2 separate regions of the Homo sapiens genome follow, and region 1 is linked to region 2. The links are chromatin loops, found by intact Hi-C in ENCODE. Cell type or tissue: endothelial cell of umbilical vein. All regions are shown on one strand.

The links. A loop is a pair of places that touch in the nucleus more often than their neighbours do. Peaks named below come from ENCODE experiments on the same cell type or tissue, not always from the same donor. Only the 100,000 strongest peaks of a DNase experiment are listed, where the experiment ranks them.
Region 1: a loop joins it to region 2, with 5 times the contacts of the local background. A loop is called at or near these places in 1 of 110 quality-filtered maps.

Annotation. Positions count from the first base shown.
Region 1 is chrX:87,624,977-87,628,976 of GRCh38, forward strand. It overlaps KLHL4 (kelch like family member 4), which reads left to right. Exons shown (of 11, transcript NM_019117.5): 6 at 634-820. Among named protein-coding and RNA genes, the nearest start is that of KLHL4, 110 kb to the left of the region's middle. In endothelial cell of umbilical vein, no CTCF peak of the experiment used is centred here; a DNase peak (open chromatin) is centred at 2,255; H3K27ac peaks cover 1,259 bases.
Region 2 is chrX:87,515,667-87,519,666 of GRCh38, forward strand. KLHL4 (kelch like family member 4) reads left to right here and starts at 2,136. Exons shown (of 11, transcript NM_019117.5): 1 at 2,136-2,649. The coding sequence starts at 2,228. RefSeq lists enhancers at 1,316-2,091, 2,092-2,867. In endothelial cell of umbilical vein, no CTCF peak of the experiment used is centred here; DNase peaks (open chromatin) are centred at 375, 1,185, 2,055 and 3,005; H3K4me3 peaks cover 2,455 bases; H3K27ac peaks cover 3,982 bases.

The DNA.
Region 1 (4,000 bases), 110 kb after region 2:
CACAACTACCCCAAATCCGCCAAAAAGATTGCTACTTGTATTAGCCACATGCAGTAGACTAGGAGATTCTTGCTTGTGCAGACAGAGCCATTCTCTTTAACTGCTTTCAGCAATACTTTCTATGAGTGCTTTTTGATGTTTGCTCCTTTAAATTATATGTGTACATATTCAAAGGATGAATAATGTGTCAATTGAATAAATATGCAGAGGTCATTAGCTACTACCAGCAGATTTTTAGTTATTTTCCTTGATAAGTGAAAATAAAAATCATACTAAATAACAAAAAGCATGAAATATTCAAACTTCTACATTTCGGTTTGCTCAAGTTTTCTCTGCCTCTACCTCCCGGGCTCAAACGATCAACCCACCTTAGCCTACAAGTAGCTGGGATTACAGGCACATGCAACCACAACTGGCTAATTTTTGTATTTTTTTGTAGAGACAAGGTTTTGCCATGTTTCCCATGCTGGTCTCAAACTCCTGAGCTCCAGCGTTCTACACACCTTGGCCTCCCAAAGTGCTGGAATTACAGGTGTACGCCACTGCGCCCAGCCTCTAAAGTTATATAAATACAAATACGTTCTTTCTAATGGTGAACTCTCCATTCATATACCATGCATCACTACTTTTCAGTTACTGGCAGATCTTGAAACCAGTTCCATGTTTACTGGTGATCTTGAGTGTCAGAAGCTCCTGATGGAAGCTATGAAGTATCATCTTTTGCCTGAGAGAAGATCCATGATGCAAAGCCCTCGGACAAAGCCTAGAAAATCAACTGTGGGGGCACTTTATGCTGTAGGAGGCATGGATGCTATGAAAGGTAAAAATAACTTAGAGTGTCTTCATTCAAAAAAGATACATTCTTAACAGCCTCCAAATTATAAGGGTGATATTAAAGCCATGTTAAATGAGTGCACCTAAAGTGAATTTTCATAAATAGGGTGCATTATATGATTTTTGTGACCTCATTTTTCTACTTACCTTATGAGACATAACCTTTCAATTAGTGTTGAACTCTTAATAGGCACTTTTACTTTACAGAAGCTGTTTTAAGATTTGAATATTTACTTTGCCATATTTTATCTTTTCAAGGAAAACTTATTTAATGTTTGTGAACCCGAAAGTATGTGAGACAGGTCTCAATTAATTTAAAAAGTTTATTTTGCCAAGGTTAAGAATGCGCCCATTCTTAACCCCAGGGGGTCAGGGTACATCTTGGTTTTATACATTTTAGGGAGATATCAGACATCAACGTGTAAGGTATACATTGGTTCTGTCCGGAAACGCGAGACAACTCAAACTGGGGGCCTTCTAGGTCATAAGTAGGTAAGAGACAGATGGTTGCATTCTTTTGAGCATCTGATTAGCTTTTCACTGAATACACAATTTACATATGAGGGAGGTACAAGAATAGTCACTTATGCCTTAGTCTGGCTTAGAGAATATGCATTTTTTTCATAAACAATAAAGCAGAGGAAGCAATCAGATGCATATTTGTCTCAGGTGAACAGAGGGATGACATTGAGTTCTGTCATTCCTTTGTCCTGCACCTATGAAAATAAGCTGTCAATTTACACTGCCGTTGTGAAATTCAACGTAACTTTTTAAGGGTAAGCATCTGGAGGCCCACAAGGAATTTCCTTGTGGGCAAATTGTGAGGGATGTATGTAGCTTTAAAAAAAAAAAAAACTCAGTATTTATCTTATTTAGGAATAAAAAGGGAGGAAAGATTTGCCTGACACAGTTCCCAGCTTGACTTTTCCTTTTGGCTTAGTGATTTGGGGGTCCCAAGACTTATTTTCCTTTCACATGTTAATCAGAAAGGAAGAGACTGTAACTGGCAAAAGGTCTGGCTGCTGGCCACTTGTAGAAAGAAGCCATAATAACAAGAGTGAGGTGCGATAAAAAGAGAGCAAGATTTTCATTTCCATGCTAGTAAGAAGAGGAGTGGGTGGAATTCTTTCCAAAAAATGTCTACTCTTCCATTTGTAGAAGGAATGTGGGGGCTTTAAAGAGAGAGTTTGGAATGCAGAATAGGCAGGGTGGCTAGGAAGTGTCAGGTGTTGTGACACCCTTCAATGGCTTGTGTTGAATTATTTATCGTTCCATCTGGTAAAGGGGCTGGTGCCATCATGGCCAGAGGTGTCTGGTCTGTATCAGCATCCGGCCCCTGAAGCTTCTCAGGAAATATTTGACCAGATGAGTGAGTATGGTGTGTGTTTATCAAGCATCTAGGTAACCAGTGTGCATAAGGCATGGGAGCATAGAATGGGATAAGAAAGGGAGTGGAGGAAAGAAAACATTCCAAGGATGTAAAGTTTATCTCAGAGCTACATCTTGAAACTGTGGGTGACGGGAAATGAGGAAAGGAAAGGGGATAGAAAAAAAAAAGTTTAAAAACTTGGTTTGAAGTCCTACTGGAATCACATTATTTTCTTTGATATATATAATTGAAAATTGGAAGACTACATAGTAACAATGCTTATTAATCATAAGCCCATAAAACAAGAGATTGCAAATGCAATTATTTGCAGATTTGTAGGGTTACTTCAAGAACTGATGTGCTTCAGGAAATAACAGATAACAATGTTTTTGTATTTTGTAACAATAATGTTACAAGCTAGGTTTTATAGGGCAATGAGATCCTATAATTAATTTCCAGTCTGGCAACTTGAGGTTTTATTGAATTTTTATTGACTAAATTGAATATTAATAGCATATTAGAAGGTTTTTTGTTTGGCATTTAAATTACAAGAGAACTAATTTAAAAATGCAAGTACAGTTATCTTTCGTTTCTGACTCTGAAAAAAGCCTAATTTGCATTGTGAGAAATGGAAAACTTTGTGTTTGTTTGGTTTTTGTGTTTGTTTTTTATTTTTTATTTTTGGCATTTTTTTCGGGCTAATCTTGGTTAAATTATTGTTACCATAAAGGAATGTATTACAACAAATGTTTATAAGTATCTATAACTCCTTATCAGTCTCTAAAAATGAGTGAAATATGAACCTATAATCTCTGGACTCTATTACCAAAGTTTGTTATGGAAGTAAATGAAGGCATGAGACACTTTGAATTCCTGGTATACGGAGACACTATAAAAGGCTCACGGGACGTTGCAGACCATTAAAAGAATAGTAAAACCTTACATTTTTGATTACTTAATCTTTGGCATTTTGCAAACATCGTTCCTAATCCTCACAATAATGTTACAATAATGTTACCGTTACTTTGCACATCTTAAGTTTAGATAGCCAACCAAAGGACAAACATTAAGAAAGGCTGGAGATGAAATTCTTATTCAAATATGATGTTCCTTTTTCTACACTGCCACTATTACAGACAAAAGAACAGCAACAAAACTCTTTGGGGTTTTAGAATCTATTGGAAAACCAGGGTAAACACGTAGTAGCAAAAAAAAGAAAAAAGAGAAAAAGAAAGAAAAAACCTAAGAAGTATAACAAAAACATTAAATGGGCAGCATTTATCTGTATAAAGCAGTATGACATTGAAAAATGTACTACTTTACATATTTTCACAAAAGTATAAACATTAATTTCTATACATACACCTTTTCTTATTGTGTGTTGCTTCAGTTATTTTTAAAAGATGTTTTTGACTACATATTGAGTACAGTGTACACTGCTTGGGTGATGAATGCACTAAATTCTCAGAAATCACCACCAAAGAACTTACCCATGTAACCTAAAACCACCTGTACCCCCAACACTATTGAAATTTTAAAAATTTGAAAAATTTAACTTTTATATTTTGATGTTTAGGAAATACAGGGCTTCCTCAGACTCTAATTTCCTCTCTGACTCATATAACAAGCTCAGAATTGCTGTTAAATACAGATATCACACAAATGGCTGGGGCTAACTATAACTCCTACAATGTATTTGAAAGAATCATTAGAAAGTGCTAAGTATAATCATAGAGTCAAAATTGTTAACTTGCCAGTTAGTAAACTTTGGATGTCTTGTACGTACATAATATTTTG
Region 2 (4,000 bases):
GACAGATATTAGTTAATCTTCATCTTATGGTAAAAGGTACACAGGCAAATCCCCAATTATATCTAAATCATAACAAGCTCAAAGAACATGTTAGAAAAATAAGGTTATAGACTCCTGATATATGAAAAAGTATTATTTAGAGTTACTTAAATGGATAATTTAGTACTTCTTGCTCCTACCACATGTTATTTACATTTCTGTTACAACATTTTATTTATTCTGCCTGATATTTACAGTTTGTTTCCTCTATATGTACACACACACACACACACCACACACACACACAGATTTATTATAAGGAATTAGATGACATGATTATGGAGCCTGACAAGTCCCAAGATCTGCAGTTGGCAAGCTGGAGACTGAGGAGAGCCAATGGTGTATTTCCAGCGCAAATGCTGGCAGACTTGAAATCCAGGAAGAAGCAGTGTTTCAGTTAAAGTCTAAAGGCAGGAAGAAATCCCATGTTCCAGATAGAAGGCAGTGAGGCAAGAGTAATTCTCTCTTATTGAGGGAAAGGTCAGCCTTCTGTTGTATTTAGGCCTTCAACTGATTGGATGAGCCCCACCCAATTAGAGAGGAGAATATGCTTTACTCAGTCTATCAATTTAAATGTTAAACTCATCCAAAAAAAAAATACCCTCACAGAAACATCGAGACTAGCCAAATATCTGGGCATCCCATAGCTCAGTCAGGTTGATGCATAAATTAACTATCACACCTACAAAAACAAGAGGGGAAAGGGAGAGGTATAATTGAATTTAAAGAAAACCACAGATAAAATGCCTATCAAAACTTAGATTCATTTTATTCTCTCTTCAGTTGTTTTTAAATCCATCACATCTGAGTGCTTTTGAAAACATAGAAATCTGTCTAGACTCCGTATAATATATATGAAGAAATTGAGATGCAAAAAAGTAAAGTGACTTGTCCAAGGTCACACAGTTCATTAACCATAAAGTCAAACTAAAAGCAAAATCTTACAACTTCAGTGTTCTTTCTAGTCATACACCAGTATAATTTCCCCTTTATCACCTGTATGCATGATATGAGAACTGGATAAAGTACAAACTGAATTTCAAAATGTCAATGATAAATGCATTCTTGATACATGACTGTCTTTTGTAAACATGTCCATCTGTACAAAGTAGTGATTATGATTCAGATCTCAAAGTACTTTGGGCACAGTTATTCCTGAACAGTGTGATGATTTGGAATTAATTCAAAACATACTCTGTTCATCCTCTCATAAGGGTTTTTGAACAAAGAAAATAAACCTTTAACACTGCCTGTGAAAGTAAAAGGCATGATAAGAAGGTTTGTATCCAGGCATGGAGCCAGAATGAACTATTCATTTTCAAGCTGTGGTAACTGAGAGAAGACATCTCTTTTAACCTAACTAGCTTGGAAAAGCACTGCTTTCTTCCTCCATATGTAGACTAAAAATACCATTTCTACATTCCCAAATGGCGTGTTTGTGTGAGTGGTCATGGGTAACCAATACTTTCTTACATGTTTCTAAAATCTGTCAAGTTTTCAGGTAAATATTCATATAGAGACTTTCACATTTTCAGATTAATTTTGTAAAAACTAATTACGAACCCGCATGAGGGTACTGATGCTTTCCCTTAATGAACCATTTTCAAAGTTTCCATAAAAGGAATCTCAAAATAGATTATAATGAATTCCTCTGTCGCATATTATCATGGAACAAAGTGGCACATTTTTAGAAGTGGGCTACTGAGAAATGAATCTAGCAGGGGAGGCGTGAGTAGAAGGAATCTAGAAGAAAATAAGTTTAAACACTTCGCTTTGGCTCACTTGCCTGGGTTTCAGCTGCAGCTACTGTACTTTGATACTGAAGAAGCAGGGCTAGATATTTGCAAGTCCAAGCAGGAGGGCTGCAAGCCTGCAAATCTAACAGCTGGAGAGTGTTGTGGTGGCTGCTTTCCTGTGGTAAGCTGATTTACTTGTTTAAGGTCTGACCTCATCATCCTGTCAGCATGGGTTCCCACCTACACTGTTAGCTGCAGCCTTCTGCTTCTGCTAGAAGGCTACAAGTATTCACAGTGTATCATAGGCAGTGGGGGAGGGGAGAGAAAGCAAGAAAGACTGCTCTCGGCACTTGTGCTTTTGTTAGTTCTACAGAAGAGGCAGAAAAACAAGAGATAACAAAGGCTCCGTTTCCTTTCTGTGAGAGAAGGCTTTTGTCTTTCCTCCTGCTACGATGTCAGTGTCTGGCAAGAAAGAGTTTGATGTGAAACAGATCCTAAGGCTACGCTGGAGGTGGTTTAGTCATCCTTTTCAAGGTTCCACCAACACTGGAAGCTGTCTTCAGCAGGAAGGATATGAGCATAGAGGGACCCCGGTTCAGGGCAGGTTGAAGAGCCACTCTCGGGACAGAAACGGACTGAAGAAAAGCAACAGTCCTGTCCACCACAATATACTGGCACCAGTGCCAGGACCGGCCCCTGCCCATCAGAGAGCCGTTCAGAATTTGCAGCAACATAATCTGATAGTACATTTTCAAGCAAATGAAGATACTCCTAAATCAGTTCCAGAGAAGAATTTATTCAAAGAAGCTTGTGAGAAACGCGCACAAGATTTGGAGATGATGGCTGATGACAATATAGAAGATTCTACAGCAAGGTAAGAGTTTTTGGTCGCATAACTGAATGCCGTAACTTCAGTTAACTTATCCTCTACAATTCATGTTTAGTGTTTAAATAGAAAGTGTCATAATAATCTCTGAGTTTGTATTCAGCCAATCAGAGTCTCTCAGAAACCGTCTCCTCTAAGTTTATAAAAGAAAACAGCAATAATGAATACGTCTTTATAATTACCGGAAATTTGGGGGGTGGGTTATGAGTTTACTTCTCCTATTTTCATTAAGAATTCTGTTTCAATTCTAAGAGATGTTTATTGTAATTACTAATGTTCTATAAATACACTCCGTGGCTCAGATGTTTAAATGCAATTCTTTGTGCAAGTGTTATGAATCACGGAGAACTCTTTCTGACATTGTGAGTTAGGCCAACTTTAACAAAATAAAAGCTGTGACTGATCAGCACATCCTTATCTGTTTCCTTAGTACATAGTTGCGATATTGACTCTTAAAACTGTGTTATCTTTATGTGACAATATGGAATATTTGGCGTTCGGAGACTCATTTCAAGTTGTATTACTTTCATAGCTAGTTTTTGCAAGCATGAAAATATTCTACATAAAGCAGGTAATAAGATGCTACTTACAGCAATGTGATCTTAAAGCGGGAAATGGAGCATTTCAGCTTTTACATAAAATGAAAATTGAATAAACAGTGACGATATAGTGTAGTTTGGGTATAGTTCATAAAACATTTGATTTTGTCTTTACTTTTATGCCCACCGGTATTGTTTGAGTGCAAGAAAATTACATTCTGTTCTCTAATACTGTCAACTATAACTTAACCTAGTGTATCCTTATCTCTTTGTTTTTTGCTTTTTCACTATCAGACATTTTTATAGTCCCAACGTGTTTTAGACACAGTTGATAATATTGGCAATGTAATTAATATTCAGTAGTACTATAGAAAAATAAGTGTTTTTATGCATTTTAGATCATATAGTAGTTCAACATGCTAATTTATTTGGAAACCTGGATATCTGGCATACTATGTCTCTACCTAAAAATAGAGAAGAAGGACTGGCAGATTTGCTTCTTAATATAAGTTTTCCCAATAAAACAACCTCACAGTGTCTTGCTTTCATAAATTCAAAACAGTTTATCAGAAGAAGAAGCAGCCTAATAACATTACAGCAAAATGATGCCTTTATAGGAACTCAGTCTTGTTGAAATATAAACATGCAGAAGACTTTGTGAAATGACATTAATAATAATGTTAGATTGTCTGTCATATAAACTTCTCAGGAAATAAAGCACGTATGTGTGAAATTTTCCTAAATATTTTGTGCTTGCTCGTGGAAAAGCTATATAACTGTAGGGATTGCAGGTTGCATTT